Regions from separate parts of the Mus musculus genome. Here region 2 is linked to region 1. Evidence: chromatin loops called from intact Hi-C (ENCODE). Cell type or tissue: heart. All regions are shown on one strand. Each heading gives the region's core, and the rest is flanking DNA. Links, peaks and the distances in the headings are about the cores only.

What was found. Peaks named below come from ENCODE experiments on the same cell type or tissue, not always from the same donor. Only the 100,000 strongest peaks of a DNase experiment are listed, where the experiment ranks them.
Region 2: a loop joins it to region 1, with 9 times the contacts of the local background. A loop is called at or near these places in 36 of 42 quality-filtered maps.

Annotation. Positions count from the first base shown.
Region 1 is chr7:65,702,282-65,708,545 of GRCm38, reverse strand. No RefSeq gene overlaps it. Among named protein-coding and RNA genes, the nearest start is that of Gm33234, 12 kb to the right of the region's middle. In heart, for the core only: a CTCF peak has its summit at 3,646 (motif pointing left); a DNase peak (open chromatin) is centred at 3,645; H3K4me3 peaks cover 704 bases; H3K27ac peaks cover 708 bases; H3K27me3 peaks cover 377 bases.
Region 2 is chr7:66,051,885-66,058,148 of GRCm38, reverse strand. No RefSeq gene overlaps it. Among named protein-coding and RNA genes, the nearest start is that of Snrpa1, 5.3 kb to the left of the region's middle. In heart, for the core only: a CTCF peak has its summit at 2,585 (motif pointing right); no DNase peak of the experiment used is centred there; H3K27me3 peaks cover 788 bases.

The sequences.
Region 1 (6,264 bases), core at 717-5,716:
AGTTTGGGAAATTGAAGTCTCCTTTGGACCTAGCAATAGGTAAAGGTTATTTAAAATAACCCTTTCTTTTATTAATTTATTAAGCTTATTTTCTTAAAAGTTTAGGTATCAAAACCCAGGGCCCTGAGCATGCATCATCTTGAAAATGTTGTATATTACATACTATATATTATATAATTCTATATATTACATATTATATATTTCACAGTACATATTTCATATATTATATCATGAATTAATATATATCCATATATATTTTAAGTGAATAAGTTATATTATATAATGTATGACATATATCATAAAACTTGTATATGTTAAATGTTATATGTAAATATATAATGTATTAATACATATATATATAATATAAGCATGATCTCATACTTGGTATTGCAGGATGTAAAATGGACAAAAAGGCTGTATATTCATCCCAGAGTGTGTTTATTACAGTGAGTTCAAATCCTTGTTCCCTCCATGATGGAAGGACTTCAAGAAAGCCCTATGTTTGTGCCTAGACTTTTGTCACAAGAATATATGTTCCTAACAGAGGGGAATGGTAGAGTCCCTATTCTATGCAAGACCCCAGGCACAAGCCCTAGAACCACAAAACCAAAATTTCAAAACTCATAATTTTATTCTTCAAAAATATTATACAATGTATTTTCATCACATTCATCCCTCCTCCACCTGCCTTCCTTCCTCTTCTCTCTGTCTAAAAACAAGCAAATTAATCATCAAGTCCAGTTTGTATTGTCTGACTACTCTAATATGGGTTCTGCCCTGCAGTGGTTGCGATATCAAGTATCGCTTCATTGAAGAAAACCCCAGTTTCCCTCTCCCAGCAACAACTGAGTGTCAGTAACTCAGCGGCTAGGGCTGAGATTTAAGTTTATGAATTATTTATCAGTTGGACATTTGGGTTGTTTCTACCTTGTTACCATTAGGAATAACATCATGACGACAGGGTCTCACATCCTTTGGACTTACATCTGAAAGTATAATTCCCCAATCGCCATGATCTTCCTATTTTACACTCCTTAGATCTGCCCTGCTGTTTTCCAAGATGGTTGGCTCATCTTCTATCCACAAAAGCAGTATCTGAGGGATGTAATTTCTCCACATTTCACCAGTACTCATTCTTCTTCAAGACAGTCATTTTTGTTCTTGGATGATGTGTATATCTTCATAATAATGTATTAAAACACTCGCTCTCTCACTCCCTCTCCCCATCTCCCCACGAGCACTTTGGTGTTCCATTCAGCATCCTGTGGGCTAACATCTTCAGGCGACGTGGAGACGCGGAAGCAGTAGCTCTACTCCAACATATGGACCCCACCTTACTTATGAGGATCTTCTAACTATCCTGAACCAGGATGCCCGCGCATGTGTTGGGAGTGGCTTTCCTGATTGACAGCTTTTACCCCAGGCTTTGTTTCTGTTTCTGATTTAGCACGGAGACTCCACGGCATCAGCATCTTCGTCCTGGTGTTCACCAGCCCCTGCCCTGGCCTCTTCTCAGCCTGAAGAGAGAAAGATAAAGACATTGCCCCCCTTCTGCAAACTGCTCTATTCCTCTCTGACCTCCTCTCTCTCAAGTCCCTGGAGTTTGCTGACCAGTTTGGTAGTAGCTTTATACTCCTGCATAAATTTTCCCTCTTTCTTGGCCATTTTTGGTCATCCTGTCATCTTTTTTTCTTGTTTGCTGGTCTTTGTCTGCTTGTTTGCATGTTTTGGGGAATGATGTAATGGTTTCCACTATTTTCTGTTTGTCTTTTTATTTAATTTTATTTTATTTTTACGGAGAGATGTTATTATCCAGCTGTTCTCTACCATCATTTAAAAATCTTTTAAAAGCAGATTTACTTAGTATTAATTGTGTGTGCACTAACTGCTGAGCTATCTCTCCAGCACTCATAGCACCTTTTCAATAATGTTAGCAATACCTGCAGATATTCTGTTCCCTCTCAAGACATGCCCAATGGTTCGCGCATCGCTCACCCATTGTGTACCTCACTTATGTTAGGCACCGCTCTTCAACCTTACTGTTTTCACAGAACAGAAACTATGTTACACGTCAGCATGTGTTCACGTCCCACTTTATTATTTTTATAAGAAAACAATGGATTTATAGAAGGTAATTTCAATACCTCGAATTCAAGAACGTGGAGTAAACTTTTCTAGATTATCAGGTCAATGGACCAGGTGTTATGGACCCTCCTTCAGAGGCTCAGGCTTTGAATACTCATTTCCTAACTTGCAGCACTGTTTTGAAGGCTGTGTAGATTTTAGGCTGTGTAACCTAGCTGGCAAAAAGTAGGTGACCAGGGGTCTGTCTTTGAAGGACATACCTGGCTCTGGTTCTAGGCTCTGCTCTCTGCCTCCTGTTTGTACCATGTTAAGAGTCACTGCCTCATACTCCTGCCTCTAAGCAGGCAGCTACTCCTGATGCTACATCTTCCTCACCACGGTGGACTGAAACTTCTGTGGAACCAGGAGCCAAAGCAGGTCTGACCTTCCCGAAGTTGCTGCTGTTAGGTGTTCAGTCACAGTGAGAATAAAAGTAATGTAGAACTGGTACAGAAGAAATGGGGCCACTGGTGGGATGACGGAACCTTGTGTTTGACTTTGGAGTTGGGTTACAGTAGAAACTTGAAAGAGTCTAGAGCTGTGGGCTGTTCCTCCACCTCCACTGCTGTCAAAATCTTGCCACTCAAGGAAGTGGGCCTATCTATAGGAAGTGACTAGTCGTGGGGGCTGAACCCTCATGGATTACAGGAGCTCTAGGGGGACCCTGTTTATGAATAGGATGTGATGACCCAGAAAGACAGTGCCAAGATGAAAGGGGTCCTCAGTGTCTCTAACTCCACCAGCACTTGGATATTAGACTTCCCAACCTCCAGCCCAGCGGACACAGAACCTGAAAGTCACACTCAAACCTGGCACCTGGTTGCCAGCAGGGTTTCGGGGGCTGTGACGCATGGAGCCTCCTCTAGGAGCCTCTGCAAGTACGGGTCTTTCTGTGGGTCCCTTCGGGGCTCATGCATGAGTTCACCACTGTGTTTCAAGACTCATTCTTTGTGAATCTGTTTAAACTGTACTTGAAAGGTTCTGTCTCAGAGCCCAGCGTGTAAGCTTCTGGGTATACTTCCAGCTAATGCCCCACTGCCCCCAAAAGCTACCCCTTCCTGCCAACTTTTTAGTATTTGGGGCATAAGTTCACTCAGGACCCCCTCTACGGAGTGTTGACATTCTCAGCTTTAAAACCTGCTGCTTATCTGAGACCTGGAGGCCACAGGGAGACCAACTGTACAGCATGTTGTTAATTCTTTCTTTCACTATCACGTTTAAGTCAGCAACACCCCCGAGGCACTTCCCTTGCTCCACCTCCGCCATTCAAAAGGGAAAGCCTACAGAGCTTTGTTCATAGTGCTAAGGAAGGGCAGGAAGACAGAGTTGGCGAAAGGGTTACCTCTTGCAAAAGAATATAAAAAGTTACTTTCTACACAAGAACACCTGCTTAACCGTCTCCCAGATAAGAGAAGTCAGCCGACTCTTGGAAAAGCCCACACAGCTGGAAACACTGCTAAACTCAAGCTTGGCAATTTCAGGAAACAGCATTGGAACGTAAGGGGCGCGCCCTCTAGTGGCCAGAACTGGAACTGCTCCCACCTACACCCATGTCTCTAATCAGAGATCCTGGAAGATGAACCATCCTTAAAGAGGCGCAAAACCAATTCTCAACAATAACAGAACTTCTGGGGGAACCATCATCCCTGACCGCAAGCTGTACTACAGAGCAATAGTGATACTGGTACAGAGACAGACAGGTTGATCATGGAATAGAATCGAAGACCCAGACATAAAACCACACACAGACACTCGATCTTTGGCAAAGAAGACAAAAATATACAATGGAAAAAAGAAAGAATCCTCAATAAATGGTCTAACTGGCAGTATGTAGAAAAAAATGAAAATAGATCCATATTTGTCACCTTGTACAAAGCTCAAGTCCAAGTGGATCAAGGAATTCAACATAAAACCAGATACACTGACTCTAATTGAAGAGAAAGTGGGAAAGAGCCTCCAACTCATTGGCATGGGGAAAGGGGGAGGATTTACAAAACAGAACTCCAATGACTCAGGCTCTAAGATCAAGAATTGATAGATGGGACCTCATGAAACTAGAAAGCTCTTTAAGGCAAAGGACACTGTCAGTGGGACAAATTGGCAACCTATAGATTAGGGAAAATTTTCTTCACTAACCCTACATCCGATAGAGGGCTAATATCCAAAACATATAAAGAACTCAAGTTTCCTCCAAACAGTTCTTGCTTATAGAGCTAAACAGAGAATTCACAACAGAGGAATCTCAAATGACTGAGAAGCACTTAAAGAAATGTTCAAAGTCCTTAGTCATCAGGGAAATGCAAATCAAAACGACCCTGAGATTCCACTTTATACCAATCAGAACGGCTAAGATCAAAAACTCAGGTGATAGCACATGTTGGAGAGGATGTGGAGAAAGAGGGACACTCCTCTATTGCTGGTGGGATTGCAAACTGGTACAACCACTCTGGAAATCAATCTGGAGGTTCCTCAGAAAATCAGAAATAGATCTATCTGAAGACCCAGCTATACCACTCTTGGTCATATACTCAAAAGATGCCCCACCATACCATAGGGGCATGATGCTTCAATCCTACTTGGGAGGGAGAAGAAAACAATCACAGGAGGCAAAAGGGGGGGACCTTGGTGGGAGGGAGGGAGGGAGGGAGGGAGGGACCTTGGTGAGAGAGGGGAGGGGAAGAGGGAGTGTAAAAGGGGAACATGATCAGGTGTGGGGTGGTGGGGACAGGAGAGAAGCCCTGAGAGCCAGAAGAATGGATGGAAATATGCAACCTGGGGGTGGGGAGATTGGGGAAACCTCTAGAAAGTAACCGAGTCCTGGGAGGTGAAAGACTCTCAGGACTCAAAGGGAGGGACCTTAGATGAAATGCCCAACTCATTGCATCTACCTCCAGTAGAAAGGCAGGGCATCAACTGGAGGGACGGGGTTGCCATCCCACAGTCAAAAACTCTGACCCAGAATTGTTCCTGTCTAAAAGAACTGCAGGAACAAAAATGAAGAGGAGACTGAGGGAAAGGCGGTCCAGTGACCAGTCCAAGTTGGGATCATCTCAAGGGGAGGCTCAAAGGCCTGACACTCTTACTGATGCTACGTTGTGCTCACAGACAGAAGCCTAGCATGGCTGTCCACTGAGAGGCCCAACAAGCAGCCGACCAAGACAGAAGCGAATACTTAGACCCAACCAAAGGACTGAAGTCGGGGACTTCTGTGGTTGAATTAGGGAAAGAATGGAAGAAGTTGAGAAGGGTGACCCCATAGGAAGACCATCAGTCTCAACTAACCCGAACCCCTGAGATCTCTCAGACACTGAGCCACCAACCAGGCAGCATACATGAGCTGGTTCACATATACAGCAGAGGACTGCCTGGTCTGGCCTCAGTGGGAGAAGATGCATCTAACTCTTGGGAGTTGAGGCTCCAGGGAGTGGGGAGCCCTGGTGGCAGGGAGGGCGGGGGGCGGCGGGGGGTGTGTGTCAGTGGGGCGTGGGAGGGGCATCTTCTTGGAGACAGGGGGAGGAGGAATGGGATGAGAAACTGTGGGCGGGCAGAGTGGGAGGGGGCAATGACTGGATCATACTTTAAGGCAGCCCACACTTAAATCATCTAAAGAAAGGCTTGCCCTCTGGGGTTTCTTTTTCCCTTGGAGACAGGCTTTGTCTCTGCATTCTAGCCTGGAACATACCACGTGGTGGTCCAGGTCATCTTCAAAATTCCTGCAACATACTCCCTGCCTCAGCTTCCTAAGTGCCAAGGAGACAGGCATGAGACGCCGCAGCTGGCTGTCCTGTGCGGTCAGTAGAAATATTCCCCAGAGGTACGCTATGGCTTCTGGATCTAGATGTTGGCTAGCAGTCTTGTGCAGATATTAAATGTAGGACTCAGTTTCAGAACCAACCCTGAGCAAGGCTCCCCTGGACTACACTGTTACTGTCTTTTCTCTTCCATAAAGGCCTACAACAGATCTGGGACCACTCAGAAAACACTTGTCACACAAGGAATTTTTTTTTTAACACTTCCAGTGTGTCTATGATCCAGAGTTCTCACCACCTACCTGTTGAAATGCAGGGATGTGTTGAAAACCAACCTTTTCCTTGTATAAGCAATGACGGCTTTACTCCTGATGGACACTCCGACCCGGAA
Region 2 (6,264 bases), core at 708-5,707, 350 kb before region 1:
CTAAGCTTGCTACACATGATCAAAACTCTCTTTGTGAGAGTAAACCAGAGGACAAAGTCTATGCTGGGCTTTTCTGAGACTTCCTTTACCTTACTTAGCCTCTTTACTCTTTCCCCTGGCCTCAGGTAGACTCTTCAGACAAGGGCAAAAAGCAGCAACATTCTTCACCAAAACAGCATAAGAACAATCTCCACAGTTGAAAACACCCTCAGTATCAGTGTCTTCCATATTCCTCCTGGAATGGCTCACTGAGCACTTAATGCAACTCACTGCTTCCAAAGTCCCCAAATCCACATTCCTCCAAACAAAAATGTGTCAGGCCTATCACAGCAATTCCCAAGTCCCTGATATCAGCTTCTGACTTAGTTATGGTTTCCATTGGTATGAAGAGATGATGCCATGAGCATGGTGACTTACAAAGAACAGCCTTTAATTGGGGTTGGTTTACAGGTTCAGGAGTTCAGTCCATTATCATCAGGGCAGGGAAGCACAGCAGCATCCAGGCAGACGCGGGGCTGGAGGAACTGAGAGTTCTACATCTTGTTCCAAAGGCAAAAAGGAGATGACTGTCTTCAGGCAGCTAGAAAGAGGGTCTCAAAACCCACCCTCACAGTGACACACTTCCTCCAATAAGGCTGCACCTCCTAATAGTGCCATTCCCTGGGCCAAGCATCTTCAAACCACCACACCACTCACCCAACACTGATATCGAGAGACCAGATCCTGGGTTTAGACTCCATCTTAGAGAGCCTGACCTAAGGTTGAACTCGAGTTAACTAACAAGTCAGCATCTAGCATTACTCCTAGGTTACTCCCAAACAAGACCAGTTTCCAGGTTATTCTCTCTAACAAGCCTGCCCCTGGCACTTCCTTGTAGCCTTGTTGGAGGACATGTGTCACTGTAGGGCCAGGCTTTATGATCTCCTGTGCTCAAGCTATGCCCACTATGGCACACTCTCCTGTTGCCTGTAAATCAAGATGTAGAACTCTCAGCTCCTTCTCCAGCACCATGTTGCCTGCATGCTGCCATGTTTCTGCCATGGTGATAATGAACTAATCCCGTGGAACTATAAGCCAGCCCCAATTAAATGTTGTCCTTTATAAGAATTGCTGTGGTCGCAGCAATAAAACCCTAACTGAGGCACCATCTGAAAATTAAGTTACCACCATATTCGAAGACCATTCTTTCTATTTAGCTCTTCAAAGCCACTCTTGTCAAAATCAAGTGTCCAAACTCATGAAGCTCAGCTTTTGGACTAGACATTCTGTTCTATGGGTTTACTGGCATAATATCATACTGTCTTAATAATAATACATGCTTTATAAAAGAACACTCAAGCTTCACTTTTTCTCATATCTTTGGTTATTCTTGTTCTTTATAGTTTTTAAATATAAATCTTAGCTACATCTTATATCTAAAAACATTCTTTGGAGATAAGGAGGGGGATGGGGGTGGGTAGGTGGGTATGGGAATCAGGTGTAGGGAGAGCCAGGGAGAGGGCTGGGAGAGTGAAGGAAAATCAGGGTTGAGTGGGGTGGGGTAGGGCATTTCTAGGATGTGCCAGAGATGTGGGACAGGGGAGGCTCTAGGGAGTCTATGAGAGTGACTCTAGCTGAGAATCCTAGTTAGTGGTGAGGGATATGGAACCTGAAGTGGCTGCCTCCTGTGTCCTTCCAGTGGAGGGATAAGGACACCAAGCCACCCACAAAATCTTCCACCCAAAATTTGTCCTGCCTACAAGAAATTCAGGGACCAAGATGGAGTAGAGACTGAGGGAATAGCCAACCAATAACTGACCCAACTTGAGACTCATCCCCTGGGCCAGAACCAATCCAGGACACTATCAACAATACTTGCAGTCAGGAGCCTAGCATAACTGTCCTCTGAGAGGCTCCACTCAGAAGCTGACTAAACATTAGACAGAGCTCAAGGAGTCTTCTGGAAGGACTGAGGGATCTAGAGATAGAGATTCCATAGAAGTCCAATAGAGTCAACTAACCTGGACCCTTGGGTCTCCCAAAGACTGAACAAAGAGCAGACATGGCCTGGACCTAGGCCTTCCGTACATTATGTAGCAGGTGTGCAGCTTGGTCTTCGTGTGGCTCTTCCAACAACTGAGCAGGGGTTGTCCTTGACTCTGTTGCTGCTGGTGGTTCCTGTTCCCCTAACTGGTCTGGCCTTAGTGGGAGAGGACGTGCCTAGTCCTGTGGTGACTTGATGTGCTAGGCGGGGCTGTTGATACCTGGGGGGGGGGGGTGAGGATGGGGGCTCCCCTTCTCAGAGAGGAAGGGGGAATGGGAGGAGGGGCTTTATGAAGGGGGGACTGTGATCAGGATATAAAGTGAATAAATAATTAATAGAAAAAAAAAGAAATGCCTTCTAAAGTGTTTGAGACACTATTATAGTGGACATTATTTCAGAAAATTACTCTCACATTGTTCAGGAAAATATTTTTATGTCATATAACTTTTCTATAATTTTGTCTTGTGATTGTTTAAAAATTACACAAAACAAAACTAACGAATCCCCTCCTCCCCCACACAAATATCCCAAACTATCAACATGATTCCAACTTTCCTTACTTCCAGAATGAACCACTAGGTGGAGTCCTTGGACTAGAGAGCTGTTTTTGTTTTTTGTTTTCTTTTTCCAATTTTTTATTAGGTATTTTCTTCATTTACATTTCAAATGCTATCCCGAAAGTCCCCTATACCCTTCCCCCACCCTGCTCCTCTACCCACCCACTCCCACTTCCTGGCCCTGGTGTTCCCCTGTACTGGGGCATATAAAGTTTGCTAGACCAAGGGGCCTCTTTTCCCAATGATGGCCAACTAGGCTATCTTCTACTACATATGCAGCTAGAGACACGAGCTCTGCAGGTACTGTTTAGTTCATAATGTTGTTCCACCTATAGGGTTGCAGACCCCTTCAGCTCCTTGGGTACTTTCTCTAGCTCCTCCATTGGGGGTCCTGTGTTCTGTCCAATAGCTGACTGTGAGCATCCACTTCTGTGCTTGCCAGGCACTGGCCTAGCCTCACACGAGACTGCTATATCAGGGTCCTTTCAGCAAAATCTTGCTGGTTTTTTTAAGCGCTAGAAATACCTTTAAGTTGGGTAGGTAGATATGAGGAGGTGGGGGGAGGCAGAGGGATCTGAGAGGAGGTGAGGAACAGGAAAGAATATAAAAATATACCATATAAAATTCTCAAAAAGTAAATTTAAAAGAAAGATGTAGGAATATTTTTCTACTATAAAAAGGGGAGCCAGGCATGGTGGCACACGCCTTTAATCCCAGCACTTGGGAGGCAGAGGCAGGTGAATTTCTGAGTTCGAGGCCAGCCTGGTCTACAAAGTGAGTTCCAGGACAGCTGGAGCTACAGAGAGAAACCCTGTCTCAAAAAAAACAAAAAAAACAAAAACAAAAAAAAAAAAAAGGGGGGGGGGGAACTGTGGCAAGCCCTTTGGGTATCTCAGAAGAGTAGGACACTGGACACAGAGTTATTTACAGGGTTAGAACTTGGCCTGGCTTTGCCTTGCTTGTGACTGTGCTCTGGTTCTTTCTTTTCAAATAAGAAAGTATTTATTTTTTATTTTATAGGAGCTCACAGTTGAGAGTATTGATCTTTTACAAGAGACTTGAATTTTTAAAGAGACTAGACATTTTTTAAAGGATTATTTATTTATTTATTTAATGTATATTAGTACACTGTACCTGTCTTCAGACACAGCAAAAGAAGGCATCAGATCCCATTACAGATGGTTGTGAGCCACCATGTGGTTGCTGGGAATTGAACACAGGACCTTTGGAAAGGCAGTCAGTGCTCTTAACCACTGAGCCAGCTCTCCAGCCCCGCGACTGAATTTTTAAAGTGTTTGAATTTATAAAGACTTTGGGACTTTTAGAGTTTTCGATATGTTTTATATTGTAATATCTTGGAGATAACAAGAAAGGAAGTGTTATGCTTACTAAGCTATTGATATGTTTATGTGTCAAGTTGATAAGGAATCAGTTGTGCCTGCTAACTTTGACACAGCTAGAGTCATCTGAGAGGAGGGAACCTCAATTGAGGAAATTCTTCCATAAGATCTGGCTGTAGCTAAGCCTGTTGGTCATTTTCTCAATTAATGATTGATGCAGGAGGACACAATCTATTGTGGGCGGGGGCACCTCTGGACTGGTGGTCCTGTATTCTCTAAAAATTCCAGTTGAACAAGCAAAGAGAAAGCCAGTAAATAGCAATTCTCCAGGGCCTCTGAGTCAGATCCTGCTGCAGAGTCGTACCCTGATTGAGTTCTTGCCCTGGCTTCCTTGGGTGATCAAGAGTGATGAGGAAGTGTAGACAAAATAAACCTGTTGCTCCTCAAGTTGCTTGGCCATGGTGTTTCATGACCATTAGTCACCCTAACTAAAACAGAAATTGTTACCAGGAGTAGGGTGGGTTGCTCTAGCAAACAAATGAGTGACATCAAACCATAAGTAGGTTCTAATAGCCTTATGATGTTTCAAACATTTTTCTTTTTAATTTCATTTACGGTTGCTAAGTTTTCTCAGTCTGAGCACACTGACATTTTAGACTGCATACTTCTTGGCTGTCAAGCCTTTGTGCACACTGTAGGGAGTGTAGTAGCATCCCTGTCTTCTACTCCATAGATGGGAATGACACCCTCCAGCTGTCAAAAACATTTGCAGACATTGTTGAGGATCCCCTGAAAAAGCAAATGAACCTAGTTGAGAACTTTTCTTTTAGGTAATAAGACATTCTTGGCTGTTGCCACTTTGGTTCTTATAGGAACAGGAATCCTATAATAATAGGCTCCATAGGAATGGTAAGAAATGTCTAGTTACTCTTAGTGTGGATATTCTATGTGGTGGTTTAAATGAGAATGGCCTCTATAGGCTCAGATGTTTGAATGCTTGGTCCCCAGTTAATAGAACTTTTTGGGGAGGATTAGGAGACATGGCTTGGCTGGAGGAGGCATGTCACGGGTGTGGGCTTTGAGGTTTCAAAAGCCCATGCTTTCTGTCTCTGTCTCTTTCTCTCTCTGTCTGTCTCTGTCTCTCTGTCTCCCCCTCCCCCGACTCTCTCTCTCTCTCTCTCTCTCTCTCTCTCTCTCTCTCTCGCTCTTGCTCTCGCTGTCTATATAAATCAAGACATAAGCTCTTAACTGCTGCTCAAGTACCATGATTGCATGCTTCCCACTGTGATGATAATAGACTAACCCTCTGAAACCGAAACCGTAAGCAAGATCCCAGTTAACCAACCACTCTATACTATAAGCTGCCTTGGTCGTGATGTCTCTTCAAATCAATGGAACAGTAACTAAGGCAGAAGTTGGTACCAGGAGTGGGGTATTACTATGACAGGCCTGACTATGCTTTTATTTGAAGGAATGTGGAAGACTTTGGACTTTGGACTAGAAAAATGGTTGAACGCTAAGTGGGACTTAATGAGCCATCACAGTAGTATTGAAGATGATCATGCTGAGAGCAATGTAGACTATGGAGGCTTAGCTCAAGAGGTTTCAGAAGGAAATAATATTAGAGACTATTCTTGTGATATTTGGGCAACGAATGTGACTGCTTGTTGGAAAAAAAAAATCTACCAGAGGATAAAATTGAAGTGTTTTTGAATAATGTTAGAAAAGGACATTTTAAGACAATGTAATTCTGACTTTGTCACATCGTTACCAGTGAATACTCTGATGCAGATCTATAGTGAAAAAGAGCAAGTGGAACAACAAGAAATACAAAATGTACAGTTTGAGGAAGGAGAAAAATAGTAGCAAGGAAATGTAATGTTGGAGCCAAGTCTTTTGCTCAAGGAGATGAGAAGTTTAAGAAAGAAATAGCCACTTACCCCTTTACAATCTCACTCCAATAACCCTGCCTTGTCTATGTTGGTGGTGGACTGCTATGGGCGGTTGGTCTGTCCCCTTTTTAAGAGCTATACTCACTCCTTTCCGCTGTCACAGAGCTTCCATGGCTATGCTATTGTACAAGCAGTTCTTGTGGCCATCACTGTGCAAGACAGGCTCAGCAGAGTCCCAGGGAAGCAGAGCCAAGAAACAGCCAGGAAGTTAGTTTGGGGTCTGGACTAACACCAGCCACACTTGGGAGATAGATGACAGTGGTCTTTTCATTTGTCCTATGACAAGTAGGTTATAGGGGAGAAGGGGTCCAGGTGACAGTGCTCCCATAGGGTTCCCCAGACTCTGGTGCACTCATCCCCAACGTTCTGAATCACCTTGGGTCTCTGAAGCA